2 separate regions of the Mus musculus genome follow, and region 2 is linked to region 1. The links are chromatin loops, found by intact Hi-C in ENCODE. Cell type or tissue: gastrocnemius. All regions are shown on one strand.

What was found. A loop is a pair of places that touch in the nucleus more often than their neighbours do. Peaks named below come from ENCODE experiments on the same cell type or tissue, not always from the same donor. Only the 100,000 strongest peaks of a DNase experiment are listed, where the experiment ranks them.
Region 2: it touches region 1 in a loop (3-fold over the local background); 9 of 42 quality-filtered maps call a loop at or near these places.

The regions. Positions count from the first base shown.
Region 1 is chr15:27,300,825-27,308,824 of GRCm38, forward strand. No RefSeq gene overlaps it. Among named protein-coding and RNA genes, the nearest start is that of Gm36899, 160 kb to the right of the region's middle. In gastrocnemius, no CTCF peak of the experiment used is centred here; no DNase peak of the experiment used is centred here.
Region 2 is chr15:27,720,571-27,728,570 of GRCm38, forward strand. No RefSeq gene overlaps it. Among named protein-coding and RNA genes, the nearest start is that of Otulinl, 43 kb to the left of the region's middle. In gastrocnemius, no CTCF peak of the experiment used is centred here; no DNase peak of the experiment used is centred here.

The DNA.
Region 1 (8,000 bases):
CAGTTACCACCCAGACTGCATCAGGAACCACCCTGAGATGCCATGTATAAAGTTCCTATGATATGTAACTTCAGAAGCCACCGCAAACAGCCACATGGCTACTCTAAGGACCTCTGAGGAAGCCCACACCATGTCGTCAAGCGTTCCTTATTTTCTCTTTGGGTATTTCTTTCTTTCGATTGCTGCTCACTTAAAAATCTGTGTTCTATGTTCCTCCTAATAAATCCCAGCTCTGCTTCAGAACGACTCTTCCTGAAATTCCTTTCTTTGATGAGTTAAGAATCCCTTCCTTGGGGCTCCAAAGGGGACAGGAACTCCACAGGAAGACCGACACCATCAACTAACCTGGACCCTTGGGGCTCTGAGAGTCTGAACCACCAACCAAAGAATATACATGGGCTAGACATCCTTGCACGTATGTAGCAGATATGTAACTTTGTCTTCATGTGGGTCCCAAACAACTGGAACAGGGTCTATCCCAAAAGCTGCTGCCTGTATGTGGAATATGTTCTTCTAGCTGGGCTGCCATGTCCAGCCTCAGTGGGAGAGGATAAGCCTAGCTTCACAGAGATTTGGTCTGCAAGGGTGAGGGAAATATCTAAGACCCCCCCCCACCCTCTCAGAGGAAGGAGGGGGGGGCAGGAGGGGGTGGGAGGATTATGGAAGAGGGTGACCAGGAGAGGGGCAGTGGGTGGGATGTAAAGTGAATAAGTTGGCTTGTTTTGGTTTTTGTTTTTAAATAAGAAAAGGACCCTTCCTTGCCTGAGCAAAGGTCTCTAAAGAGAATGCCTTAGACTTTTACTGTCAGCAAGGCACAGTGATGTCTTGGGCTCATACCCCACTCACCTGTCACTGACATGTTTTTCATGTATGTTCAGCCTAGTAACCACTTGTAGTTCTGTCTCTCACCCTTGAGCTAAATTATACTCTACAACTAAAACCATCCGTCTGCCGTCTTCATTTTATAGGACGCTTAGAACACTGTAGCTCTGGGTGTGACTTGCTTCCTGGTTTAAACTGCTTTATCCTTTGTCAAATGGCAGAAACAAAGGCTGAGCTGAGATGTCAGTTCAGCAGAAGAGTTCACATTGTCCCATCCTGTGACCATTACCCCCAGAAAAAGTGTGGCACTTGTTCTTTATCTCCTTCCATGACAAATGTCTTTCCCACTAGCAACTCTGCTCTGACTATAAATAGGGATGTGCTGGCCAGGTCACCCTTCCATGAAGGTTTTGCCTTAATTTGTAAGAGTCAATCAGTAGACATCCTGCCTGCTGACATGAGCCCTCTTGTTCCCAGATGCTAAAAGCCACTCCTTCCTGCTGTATCGCTTTCTGGGAAAACCCAAACCCAGCAACCGAGAAAGCAGAGAAAAAGACCCGCCATCTTTTCCCAGAGAAAGTAGCAATGGAAAGAGTTTCTTATACCTACAGCCTAATTCCATTGCTCATTTCTCCCAGACCTCATCTTCCTTTCACAGATGCTGGTTTCTCATAAAATCTTAATCAAAAACTCCATGTAAACAATTGTCCAGGAGAACCAAACCTAGGAGTTCACCTGAGAACCTCTCTGCCATTGGCTCCTGGGTCTTATCCCTACAGGTGAATGTGGTATGAATATGAATACACTCAATTCATAGTGTTGATCCTTAGTCCTTTACATTATAAACACACACACACACACACACACACACACACACACGTACACGTACACGAGTCTAAACATTGTGTAACCTATTCTCTAACTGTTAGTAGAGAAAGGACCTTCAAACAGAGATGAACAAGTAGCAACTTATCCATGACCCTCAGTGTCTGATATGCAGGGATGTAATTCAAGCCCAACCACTTGAAGCTGGGGTTATAGCTCCTATGTGCTTGTCTAGTATGCATGAAGCCCTGGGTTTGATCTCTAGCACAACATAAAACAGTGTGGTGGTGCACACCTAATCCTAATTCGTGGGAGGAAAAGATAAGAAAATTAGAATGTGAGGGCATCCTTGGTTATGTAGTGAGTTCAAGGCCAGCCTTGAGATCTTGCCTCCAAAACTAAACAAAGCAAACCCAGAGAATAAACTGCCCTCCTCTCTATGGGAGCGATGGAGTAGCTGAATGATGTCATAGCTCCCTGTGCCCTTCATCTGAGTATGATAGCATTGTACCCAAGCTTGCCTGTAGGTAATGTAAGAACAGAAAAATATAATAGAAAAGCCAAAAGAAAGAAAAACAAGATTGGGTTTGACAAAGTTGTTGAGTTCCACCACACACACACACACACACACACACACACACACACACACCTCCTCTTCTTTTCTTGATCTACAGTTAACTTCTAGGTTCAACATGTCAGCCCAGGGCAAGAATTTAACACAAATCCCCCAAGCTCCTGGGTGGTTTACAATCTAACTATCTGGGCATGTCTACAAAGCCACTGGCAATCTTAAGTTGTGGTTCCAGACAGTTATTGAATTAAGGAAGAAACTTTTTCATTGTCTGAGTTAAATATGATCCAAATCCTTTCATGACCAATATTTTCTACCTTTTTACTTTCTCATAAGATGATGATTTATCCGGAGGAGGAAATAGATATTAGAAGCAAACGGCAAAGTCCTGCTAACTGGTGAATCCGCCACTGTAGAATTACCACCAGCAATGAGAAAACATCCATCAAGCAGACACTGCGCTGTAGAGTCTGTGAACATCAGCCAAAGCGGCAGCCGCAGTCCTGTGCTCCCAGTGTAAAGGCATTCCAAAACCAGAGAACAGAAGCCAGGGTCCCCAGTTGTCCATTTTGCTCTTCAGACGAAACCTCATTACTGTGAATCATTACGTTCTGGTAGCTTTATCTCTCCTGCCTTTAAGCCGCAAGGCTGCAAATTGCCATCTGATGCTTGGAACCTGACCATCAATAATAGGTAACTTTTGGGCTGAGACATTGTAGAAGCACAAAAGACAACCTCAATCTTTTGAAGAATACCAGGGAAAAAAAAACAATAAAAAGTGATCAAGATAGCAGGTTGGCTGCACGGACTACCTCCTTTCCTGTCCCAGCCTATAGAAATACCAGAAAAGGGTTTGGGGATATGGGGAGAGGAGGGGAGGTCTGTGAGCACCTGTGCACAGGCATCACAGGGACGTGAGGTGCTCTGAATTCTTAGTCACCAGGAAGCAGAACTCTTTGATAGGATTAGGAGGTGTGGCCTTATTGGAGGAAGTGCGTCACTGGGGGTGGGCTCTGAGAGTTTCAAAAGCCCACACCCAGGCCAGCGTTTCTTCTTTTTACTTACAATCAGGATGTAGCTCTCAGGTGTAGCTCTGCATGGCACCATGCCCCTGCCAAGACGATAATGGTCTAAACCTCTAAAACAGTAAGTAAACCCCCAATTAGATGCCTACTTTCATAAGAATTGCCTTGGTCACAGTGTCTCTTCACAGCTATAGAACTAAGACAGAGGTTCTCACTGCCTGCTTCTAGTTGCCTCCCTTCTTGCTTCCTCCCGCATCTGCCTAAGGTTCTGCCTGGCCCCCAGCTCTAGCTGCCAGCTCTTTATTATGCCAACAGCCTCAAGCCTGATCCAGTCAGCAGCAGGGCAACGCCCACTCCAGCTCTTTACTATGCAAACGACCTCCAGCCTGAACCAATCAGCAACAAGACAATGCGCACTCCAGCTCTTTACTATGCAAATGACCTCCAGCCTGAACCAATCAGCAACAAGACAACGCCCACTCCAGCTCTTTACTATGCAAATGACCTCCAACCTGAACCAAACAGTACCGGGACAACACCCAATCCATCCCTTTGGGTTGCCCTTTGGCACCGAGGGCTGCTTGACTTCCCTCCACCTTGTAGCTTGCGTTTTAGTAAGCTAATCTCAGAGAAACGTCTTTTGGGCCTTTGAAGAAAGACAAGCATTTACATAAAGAAGGCTTGTAACGGGCTATGGAGAAGACAACACCAAACATTCTGCGCAATGAGAGGATGTAGGTCATCCCAACTGTGGCAAAATCGGGTGAGGACTTCACACCACTGTGGCTCAAGGCAGAGAGCCGAAGGACAAGCCGAACACATCTTGTTATACCCAAGTTGCAGGGACCCCCAAAGACCACCGAGGAGCCAATTGCAATATAAACACACAAGGGTCTTTATTACACGTTTGCAAGCAAGGTTGCAGCGGGTCAGAGTGAGGCCCTGAGTCTAGGAGTGCAATATATGTATTATAGTTACAGCAAGCTTGTGCAATTTCCATACAGGTCAGCAAGTTAGTATTTAAAAACTGCATTTCTGGGGTAATCTGCAGGAACTGAACATGGGGACAAACCACCTGACAAACAGGATGGCTAAGTGTATTCTCTGCAGGATGTCTTAAGCTATCTCAATGTACCTTGACCCTGCTATTGTAGCCTGACGGGCTGTTGCTAAGTGCGGTGTGTTGTCATAGGATGCTTGCTCCTGAGGACTCTGTTATTTTCTTCCTGGAATTGGAGTTTAGCCCCTGGTCTGGTACAAAATGGAGTTTCTTCAGAAACGGAATTGTTTGGGCTTTACAATCTAAGGGACAAAGCGTGAGAGAAAGAACAGCCTCACTTTACAAGACCCCATTCTCAAGACTGCTAACCTGCTTCTGTGAGAACCAACCCAGTCCTGAAGGAAGGCCTTAGATCTTCTCAGTACTTAATTAATTACCTGTTAAAGACCTCATAATAGACACTGACTCCCAACAGGAGCTCCAAGGGGACAAATAGAAGTAACCAGCATTTTAAAGTAAAGAAAAACATCAGTGGGCCAGAAATCTAATCTCCAAAAGGTAGAAGGCAAATGAGATTGGTTTGACAGAGTAAAGAACCTTCCAGACTCAGCTGAGGAGAGGGAACCAGGAAAATCAGAATTGGAGATGAGGATTCCCTGATCCTGAACATTTATTCCCAGGGAGATGACGAAGCCAGCACTGTTAGAGAAACACATCTAGAACAATCTGAGCACCTAGAAAAGTCCTACCTGACCTCACTGTCACTTGCCCCTCAGTTAGAAGATGGCATTTCCTCTGAATGTGTGTGCCCACAGTAACTCCCCATAAGTAAAGAAATAGGAAGCCCCATTCTCAAAAGACAATGTACCCCAGAGTTCTATCAGAAAGCACATCACGCCCTTTCTCTACAACACTGGAGACAGGCTGTAGTAAATGAGATGACATCACACACAAACATAGGCAAGAAACGGAAATACTTAAGGGAAACTAGCCCTTATGTATCATTTTATGCAATAATGGGTAACCTAATAGATTGATAATGATCACCTTCTTCTAAGACACCATGTGTGTGTGTGTGTGTGTGTGTGTGTGTGTGTGTAATAACTGTCATTGGAAAGGGGTCATCAATTTGAAATTAAGCAAGGAGTTTTATAGAAAGGTCTGGAGAAAAGAAGGGGAGCAGAATATTTATGTGACATAATTTTGAAAAAGAAAAGGAAAATTTGGACTTTTAAGAGCTATTTACACCATTATTGGGGGCAAGAACCTGTAGCTAGATAGATCATAGGCCCTGGGGAGAACACACTAAACTGACATGGTCTTAAAACTGACTCATAGATTCAACTGTGAACCTCCCCAATTAATCAAGATCCATGGAGTAAGAGACTCAAGAATACTCAGCCCTAAAAGAAATCACTATATCCCCTCCAACCAAGGCTCAGGGTTCATAGGAAAAAGAGGGTAAAAGGACTGCAAAATGGCATAGGTGTTGAATGACTACAGGGAAATATAGTTTTCTGAACAGAACAGGGCAGCTACACACATGAATTCATAGCATACACAAGACCTAAGCAGGCTTTGGCAAAACTCCATCGTGGACTCAAAGTCACACTACTAGCTACAGAACTATTAGCAGTTGACAGCTACTGGGAGAGGGAGAGTCAGGTTTCTTTAAAGGTGCAGCTTCTGATAAATAGGCCACCCTCTGGTGACAACCACACACCTAAGAGAAAAACAGCATAAACTCTACTTGATGGCTTTAAGTAGACAAAGTTGGGTTGGGTTGGGTTGGGTTGGGTTGGGTTGGGTGTCTGAAGGGGGATGGATCTGGGAGGAGTTGGGGGAGGGGTGGATATAATCAAAATCGGTTGCACTAACTTCTCAAAGGACTAATAAAAATGAGAAGAGAAAAAAAGAGCCATTTGAAATTGTTTTCTTCATTGTTGATTAATATGAGAATTTTTTAAAGAGAAAGGTGAGTTTGCTGACTACATTATAAGAACTCGGGGTAGAAGCAGTAGAAGAAGACCCATGTGCCTTGGACATAAACTTTTCTTTTTAACGTTAAGGAGTTTTTTTCTTTTATCTTTGATAATCTACTTACTCATCTCCCTTCTCTTTCTTCCTCCTCAACCCTCCCATGTATCCCTCCCCCCCCCCCCCCACAAACACACACTCTTTTAAATTCATGGTCTCATTTTTCATTAATAGTTAGACATAAAGTCTCACCCACAGGAGGGTCTAGACCTGAGCTGAACGAGTACAACCCTCTCTATGTTTTTAAAGGATATACTTTTAAATAAACACAGACTATTATATAACAGTGATTTTTAGACAGACCAATCGTAGCCATTGATTCCGGTACCGAGAGCAAAATATAGTCGGCATCACCTGTTCCCTGATCCTTTCAGTCACTGCTGCTACCAGAGAAGAAGGGTAAGGGATGGAGGAGTGGGGAAAGGTTTTTCAGCAATAGCAGCAGTGGCATTTTGCAGCTGGTTTTGGGGATGGGACTCTATGCTGGAAATTGTGGGTGTTAAGTGGTATCCCCCTCTTAGAGGCAAAATCAGTCTCCAACTGATGAGCCACTGGGATAGACATCTTGCAGATGGCAAGAGACAAAGATGCTAATGTCTCTCTAGAGAAGATGTGCTCTGGTGTTTTAAATGAGAATGGGCCCCATAGGTCTACATATTCGAATGCCTCCTGTTTGTGGATGAGATGTAAGCTCTCAGCTGCTGTTCCAGCCCCCCTGCCTGCCTGTCCGACGTCTTGCTTCCCACTGTGATGATTAAGGACTCACCCTCTGAAACTCTCAGCAAGCTCCTGAAAGATCCTGACTGAATGTAAAAGGTCACAAAAGCCCTGAAATTGGCAAAATAGATTTCACTGTTAGCAGAACTAGCTTCACTGATTTAGAAAAATAGAGGTGCACAATGCTCTGGCCACAACTAGAACCTGTGTGTCTGCCAATGTTCTGACCGTTCCTTGAACCCATGTGTGTGCCCACTGATGAAGCCCATTGGTAGGTGTTTGTGATATTGGTTGCTGGGGAAGAGTCGGAAAATCTCCCCAGCAACCACAGCCAGGGCCAATCCGGAGTTGCTGCACCTGCACCAGATTCTTTCCTTGTACCCCTCCCATACCCATTCTTGAGAATAGACATTGTTTAGATTGGGTAGTCCCCTACTCTCCCCCTTCTCCTTTCCCCCCTGAGGGCCTATAAAAACTGGGACCTCTTTCCCCTCCAGGTCGACTCCTCTACCCCTGCGTGGGATATAAGTCGTCCCCAGAGCTCTGGCTTTCCCCGAATAAAGCCTCATGTGGTTTGCATCAAGCTTGGCCTCTTGTGAGTTCTTTGGGGTCTGCTATTATCCCAAGACTTGAGTGAGGGTCTCCCTTCGGAGGTCTTTCACTCCCAATTAAATTTTATCTTTATAAGGTGTCTAGGACATGGTGTCTTTTCACAGCAGCAGAAAAGTAACAAAGAAAGGCATATGCCTTCTATTCCAACCCCCCTATGGCTTTAAAAAGAAAATTCATCCTGCAAGCAATAAAATGCAACCAAATCTTTGCTGAATGAAGCAAGATACATTTTAACTGAAACAAACGAAAGGTGTAAGGAAATCTGCTTTCTCTTATGTCTCTTGCTCTGCTTGGATATGAAGATAATTCCGTTTCCTGAAGGAAGCAACTTGGGAGGCTTGCTAGCATCTTTCCTCACATCCCAGACTTTGCTTGCTGCAGATAAGGTGTC
Region 2 (8,000 bases), 420 kb after region 1:
CACTGACTAGCCTGAAACTTTATATGTATATGTAGACTCGGCTGGCCTTGAACTCACAGAGATATACCTTCCTCTGCCTCCCAAATGCAGGGATTAAAGGTACATCTGGCTTCACCTTATTTTCTGAGACAGGGTTTCTCTTTGAATCAAGACAGTATTAACTCTGCTGGCTGGCCAACCAGCAGTCTGCCTGACTCTCTCTCCTCTGTTTTGGGATTATAGATGTGCACCGCCACACCTGGCTTAGTTTGTTTTTGTTTGATTCAAGGGCCTCAGTATAGCCTTGGCTGGCTTGAAACTCACTGTGTAAACCGGGCGGGCCTTCAACTCATGAAGAGCAGCCTGCCTGTGCCTCCTAAGCGCTGTAATTTATAACATGCACTTAAGCAGTGTCGGATATGGGTTCTATCTCATGAAGTGGGCTTTAAGTCAGATCAGTTAATGGTTGGTTTCTCCCTTAAGCTCTGTGCCACCATTGCCCTAACCTGTCCTGTAGGCCATACACCATTGTGGAAAAAGGTCTTGTGGCTGACTTGGTGTTTGCACTTCTCATCTGGTAACGTGCAAAGAACCTTCCTGTATCAAAGATGCTGGAATGTAGCGATGACGACTCTATGTTGGCACCAGTTTGGCATCTCCATATTCAATGAGTACTGTAGCTCCTGTCTTCAGAAATGAGGCCTGGCTATCAGTTTGTGGAGAGCAACAGCTTGTGTTGATTTGGGATTACATTGGGGACCCTTTGGCCGACAGTTTAACTAGTTGTAAGCCAAACCCGGTTTTGGAAGCTTCCTTTAGTGACAGGAGTTGGTCAGTTGGGACTCTTTTTCTCCCATTATTTGGTGATTTTGCTTAGATCACCTCCGTATATGAATATATTTTAGGAAGTTTGTACTGTATTAGGTATCCACATTAGCCCTCAAATGCCCCTTAATTAAGGTTTCTCTTCCCACAATCCCGTCTCCTCTCCCCCACCTCAGCTGATCCTCCCATTCCAAACCCCCTTGCATCCGTATTAATTTATTCTATTTCCTTTTCCTAATCAGATCAATCTATCCCTTCTACTACTTTATGCCTACCAATGAGAGACCAAACCAACTCCATCTTGGGTTCAGGCTCCATCTTAGAGAATCTGACCTAATGTTGAACTTGAGTTAACCAATAAGCCTGCACCTAGCACTAGTCTCCAGGTCACTCCCTAACAACCACAATCGGGAGGAAAGCCGAAGTTGCCATGGGACCTAAAGATATTTTACTTATGAAAGCTTATGGTTTGGCTCCCAGCACCAGCCAATCACTTGAAAACCAATTCCATCATAGCCATCAGATGTGTGCCGAGAGCTGGAATCCCCCTGCTTGCTTGCTTGCCTCTATAAATGCTTGCTTGAGACTGGGCTTGGGGCTTCACCCTCCCATTCTGATGCATCAGTGACAACAGTGTGGCCCAAGCTAAGGCTTGAATAAAGACCCTAATGCGACTGCATCAGAATCAGCTCCTGGGTGGTCTTTTGTGGTTCTAGGAATGGGCACAACACCCTCTGTGGTGCTATGGATTGTAGCTTGGTTATCATCAACTTAATAGCTAATATCTACATGTAAGTGATTGCATAGCATATTTGTCTTTCTGAGTCTGGGATATATCACTCGGCATGATATATTTTCTAGTTCCATCCATTTGCCTGCAAATTTCATGATGTAATTTTTTAAAAAAAAAGCTGAGTGATATTCCATTGTGTAAATGTATCACATAGCCATCACCGCTTGGGTGATCAGGAGCCTGAGACTAGATAACTGATACTGGTCTGAGAGAGGAAGGAGAGGGAGAGGGAGAGGGAGAGGGAGAGGGAGAGGGAGAGGGAGAGGGAGAGGGAGAGGGAGAGGGAGAGGGAGAGGGAGAGGGAGAGGGAGAGGGAGAGGGAGAGGGAGAGAGAAGTATAGTGGTAAATGACTCCTAATGACATCTTTCTATACTCATAGCTCAGTGCCTTATTCAGCCATCATCAGAGGAAACTTCCTCCTGCAGCAGATGGGAACAGACACAGAGATCCACAGCCAGACATTATCACTGAGTGGGAGATCTTGGAACACTCAGCCCTAAGTGGGATGTCTCCAGGCAATCCCTCCCCCACCCCCACAGAGCCCAGAGAACCCCATTGGAAGAGGATGAGAAAGCAGTTAAGAACCAGAGGGGATGACCTTTACATCATTGGTGACCCTTACATCCAGAGAACAAGGCTTTCCGAATCAACAGGAGGTAGCCCAGATAAACTCACAGAGACTGAAGCAGCACACGCAGGGCCTGCTCGGGTCTGCACTAGGTCTTCTCTGTGTATATTATGGCTTCCAGTTTAGTGTTTTTTACGGGACTCCTGAGTATGTGAATGAGTGGGTCTCTGATTCTTGTGCCTTCTCTTGGGGCTCTTTTCCTTCTGCTGGTTTTTCTTGTACAACTTTGATGTGTTAGTTTTGTTTTATCTTACTGTATTTTATTTTGCTATATTTTTTGAATGAACAAATGAATGAATGAATGAATGAATGAACGAATGAATAAAAACCTAGCCACTAGGGTAAAAGTTAACAATTGAACTGTAACTTATGCTTGCTGGGAGAGAGAAATCAGTTTTCCTCAATAGAGTGACAGAGAGTATATCAAGTATACCAGGAGAGGAAGGCCTCATGTTCAGGAGTAGTTGAGTAATAGACTCCACAAGTTTTTCTTTTAGGTGTGTGTGTATGTGTGAGTGTGTGTGTGTGTGCATGCAAGTGTGTGTGAGCGAGTATGTGTGCGTGTGCTTTTATTTGGTCACAATTTGATGAGATGAGTTTTGTTTTTGTCTTTGTTTTTGTTTGGGGTGTGTTTTTTTATTCCTTAGCTTGGGGCGGGCGGGGGGGGGTCGTACTGAACTTTTAAGGAAAACTTAAAGATGGGTTGGTAGGGAGGGGAGAGGATCGGGGGAAGGAAAAGAATGTGATTATAATATGTTTAAACTTAAAAATTGTTTTAAATAATAAAAAGAAAATGCTAACATAAAAGAGATAATTAAAACTTGCACGGCGGTGCCCATCCATACCTGCCTTTTTGTGTGGGGGAATCCAAACTTTGGTCCTCACACTTCCACACAGGGACTTTATCCGCTGAGCCATCTCCTTCCTCTCAAGAGGGCTGTTTTGAAGATAGACCTAGAACGTGGAGAGCTGGGGACACAGAGGACAGACAGTGTTGCTGAGGTTTCTGGCTGAAGATGACAGTGAGGGGTTGACATGTGGGTGGAGGAGAGCTGTGAAGTGCACATAGAGTTAATTAGTTATCCAGAAGTCAGGGAACCATGCTGGGGACAGAGCTAGGAGCTGTCAGCGTGGAGCTGGTGTGACAGGCTGGGCGTGGCCTCTTAGGAGTGATTAGCGTCCTAATCTTTAGAACCAATGAACTCTACCGGTTCTGCCTAGGAGGAAGTGATTAAGGATCTTGAGATGGAGGGAATTTCTGGATTATCCAGATGATCCTAAAGGGGATGACCCAAAAAGGGAGGCAGGGGCAGATTCGACTAGATGCAGGCAATGAGAAAATGGGACAAAGAAAGACGTGGAAGTGCTGGCCCTGAGGTTGGAAGGGATCACACATCAAGTCTGCATCAAGAATGCAGAAGGAGCAGAATTCTCCCATTGGACCTCAGAAGACTGACGGGGGAGGGGTGTTCTCAGGCACCTCTCCTCCTGCCTCCAATCCTGACCCTGGATACTGGCCCCTGTGAAAGCACGGATTTTGTGATAGCTTGTATCACTGTCGCACAGAATGGGATACAGTAACTGAGGTGGCTCAAGGGAAACTTGTGGGAAGAGGAGGTGCCTCAGAGAAACCAGGTCAGGCCACAGTTCAGGCAAGTGAGGGTGGGGTCTGCTCACCGCTCCTTTATGCCTCCTGTTTGTCTGCTCAGCCATAAAAACTGAAACAGGAAATCGAGGTCCTCTGACTTCCTGTCTTCTTTGGTGAGCTCTGGCGAAAATCCATTGTGTAGGAGGGTCTTGTACTACAAGATGGTTTCCGTGTTTGAAAAAAACAAAAACCAAAAAACCCCTAGATGCTTTGTATCTTTTCTCTCTTGGTGTAAACAATGAAAAGTCAGGATGGAAATGGGCCCCGTGCATCCTAAGCAGTTCCCCAGCTATCAGCCCAGTGTGTCTCCCGCCCTGCTTCCTACCAGGCATTCTGACACAGTCGTTGCTATTTGAGCTCCTTAACAGGAATAAGTGGAGTCATAAAGAACCGGTGGGTAGACCCCACCGGAGGAAGAGGCTCTCAGCTTTCAATAGCAGTGCAAAGTGTGTTTCCTCTAATGCTGGTGCTGACATCAGCTTGCTATACTCTGTTCTTTTCCTTGAACATTCACAAGAGCCTTTGAATGCCAAACCTGTATCTTGCACTAGGAGGTAGATGAGAGGAGCTTGACAGACCTGAACAGAAGCCCTGAGCTGAGCTGCCAGCAGAGGAGCGACAGACAGAGCAAAAGATAACACTGTAACGCTCCTGAATGGTGAAGAAGAAATGGTATCAGGAGAGATAGCTGAGGAAGCAAATCCTGTCAGATCCAGTCTCCCAAGAGTCCCGCCCTCTATAGCAAACCACAGACCCAATGGTGTGATGCCTGCTTCCTCTCTGGAGGTTCTGCTTCTCTTCAAGGCCCAGCTCAACTGTTGTCTCAGACCTCTGTGAGACAGTCCTTTGTACTGTCTGTTTTAGCAATCATTTAAGTCCGTTGTCTTCTTCTCCCTCCTTCCAGATCCTTTTCAAGATCAGAGGCAACGAGTCCCCATGCATGTGTCCTCACTGTGTACTGTGTGCAGTAATCATGGTGCTCACTGGCCTGTCTAGTCTCTCATTTCCTGTCTGTCATCATTATGCTCTGGGTATTATGAGCAAGTGTTAATGGCTAAGTAGGATTTCTATATGAAATAAGTCTCCAGAAGTTACCAGATAGCAGATGATTGCAGAGCTTAACTTCTGACACTCACCACTGTAGTGCCTACTGTGAAAAGAAAACCAAGCAGGTCACGTGTCTTAGGAAGTAGATGTCATATAACCCTAAAGCTATGAAGCTTCAAGAGCGAGTCTGATCCTAGACTTCAGCGTCTGGGAGGACAGAGTTCACATTCTCTTTCCTTCTCCTGTTGACTCCAACAAACAGCCCTGGGCTTTGTCTGTGAAGAGTGCAGGAAATCTCTGCAAAGTGAGGAGAAGATGCAGAGTACCCAGAGACCTCAGGTCTTCGAGATTTCTTTTTGTGGCATCTGCCCATACTTGGAGCTGAAGTAGCCAGCAGCCTGGAAGTGACAACTGGTGGAGACCAAAGGACCCCACAAAGCCTGCGCCTGCACTAAGGATGAGGCCCAACTGCTAAGGAGTTTTCAGGCAACGGCTGAGTGGCTACCCTTCTCTGGCAACACATCAAAGCAGAAAGTGCAGTTTCAACACAACAAGTAGACAAATGCAGAGCCACAACTTTACCCCTGCCCTGCCTGAATGAGGCACGAAATCCCTGATTGTGCTTGACGATGCCAAGTGGGGAGCCAGTACAAGCAGCCTATATTCTTTGCTTGACTCAAGAGGGACATTAGGAATGGGCAAAGCATCGCTCGTGCCGACATCACCAGCTCATTTTGGTGTGTCGCTAGCTCTTTGTGTTTCTAGGTTTAGGCAATGAGGTTAACCAGACTCTCTTGCTCAATTCAAAACAGAAATCACGATGAGAGAAGCAATAGCATCCAAATGAGGCTTTACTGGGTGTTGTACTCACGAAGGGGACTCCAAGGAAGAGTTACTTGGGCCCCCATAGGATGTGAAGGGCAGATCCTACACAGACAGGAAGTAGACGCTGGTACAGAGGTGGAGCTAGCTGTTGCAGAAGGCCCCGGGATTTCTGCACAGCTCTCTTCAATTTTTTGTTTTTAGCACTGAGTTTTGCAGTTGGCAGAGAGATGTAGTGTACTTGTGCCTTGGGTTCCTCTGTGCTTGGCTGGTAAGAGACAGCTCAGGTGCCAACCGAGGAAGTCCTTCATGGCTAAAGTGCAGACATACTGTACTTGCGACTGACTGCAAGGAAGCTGGGGAAGGGCTCAGAGACTCCTGAGCCTGGTAATTGGTAGAAACACTTCCTTGAAACCCGTTTGCTTTTGGTTGGGAACCCCGGTGGGAGAAGAATTGGACTTTCTTGCTGTGGCTCAGTACCACTCTGCCAGGCAGAGTGTCTGCTCTTACTGGTACCAGAGAAGACTGTGGGGGGAGCTTATAGTTTTGATTCCACCCACCCACAACAGCACATCCATCCTCTCTAATGACAGAGTAGCACCAGAGGAGGCTTGGTGCAGTTACCCTTTGCATCATCACTTGGCGGTCCTATAACAATCTTCACCCTCTATGGTACTAGGAGCCTAGTAAGAGTCTGCCCTTTCCTGCTGAAGTGGTGTCTGAGAAAGCCGATTAAATCAGGTTTCTATAAGAATACTACAATCTAATGCCCCAAACCTCCCCATTTAAAAGTAAAATAATTCAACCAGAAGAATCCCAACTGAAATAAAAAGATGAACAGTCAATACCAACACTGAGTTAGGCATGTGAGATTTTTCTGACAAAAATCTTTAGGCAGCCACACTAAAAAAAAAAAAAAAAAAAAAAAATCCTGCAATGAAAAATTATGAGTGTGGCTGAGAGAAATGAATAGAAAACTTAAGCAAGAAAATAGCTATAAAGGAAACTCAAATAAAATTTTAGAACTTAAAATATAACAAACTCAATAGATGTACTTAACAGAAAATTGTAGGAGGCAGAAGAGATAAAAATGAGTGACAGCTGATTTGTCACTGGAAGCCATGAAGGCCTGTAGGAAGTGGCATGGTATTTTCCAAGTGCTAAAGAAAGACTGTCAAAATTGAGCAAGAATGTTGTTAAAAATCAAGGGATAATAAAGATATTTTTCCAGGAAGGAAAACTTTAAGGATTATTGTCATCAGAATGCCCCTCAATGACAGATGACATGTATCCTTCTAAGTAGAAAGGATATAGGAAGAGATCTAGGGAACCAAATAGGAAGAACAGACAAGGGAGAGAATAAAAGCATCTATAATTACTGTGATGGTTTGTATATGCTCGGCCCAGGGAGTGGTACTATTAGAGGGTATGGTCCTGTTGGAGTAGATGTGTCACTGTGGGTGTGGGCTTTAAGAGCCTTGTGCTAGATGCCTGGGAGCCAGTATTCTGCTAGCAGCCTTCAGATGAAGATGTACAATTCTCAGCTCCTCCTGCACCATGCCTGCCTGGATGCTGTCATGCTCCCACCTTGATAATGGACTGAATCTCTGAACCTGTAAGCCAGCCCCAATTAAATGTTGTCCTTATAAGAGTTGCCTTGGTCATGGTGTCTGTTCACAGCAGTAAACACTAACTAGAGTTGCATTGGTCACAGTGTCTGTTCACAGCTAACTAAGACAATTACCCTTTCCTTTTCATTAGTTTTTAAACCGTGTTTGATTGTTGCAAATAGACAAGTGAGAAGGATGACATCATAGCTCCCAATGTAGAGATGAGACATTCAAAGCAACCGCCACTGGGAGAGGGAGTACTGCAGAGAAGTACATTGATATTATTCTCATTGTTAACTCTGATGGATTAGGAATCACCGAGGAGACACGCCTCTGAGTAGTCTTGTGTTTCCAGGGAGGTTTGACTGAGAGGGGAAGACATGGCCTTTATGTGGGTGATACCATCCCACAGTTTGGGGTCCTGCCGGAGGCCATCAGCTTTTGGCTCCAGAACACCAAGAGAGGGTTGAATTGCCAGAGGCCACCAGATTTTGGTGCCTTCATCAGTTACCTGGATGTCAGAGCTGGCCTAGGACAAAACCCATAGCTGAAGTGCAAGCATGAGCTCTCTTCCCTGGATTGATGGAATAACCAGACACAGCTCGATCAACTCTTCCTTGAATAATACAAGTGATTGCTATTCAGTG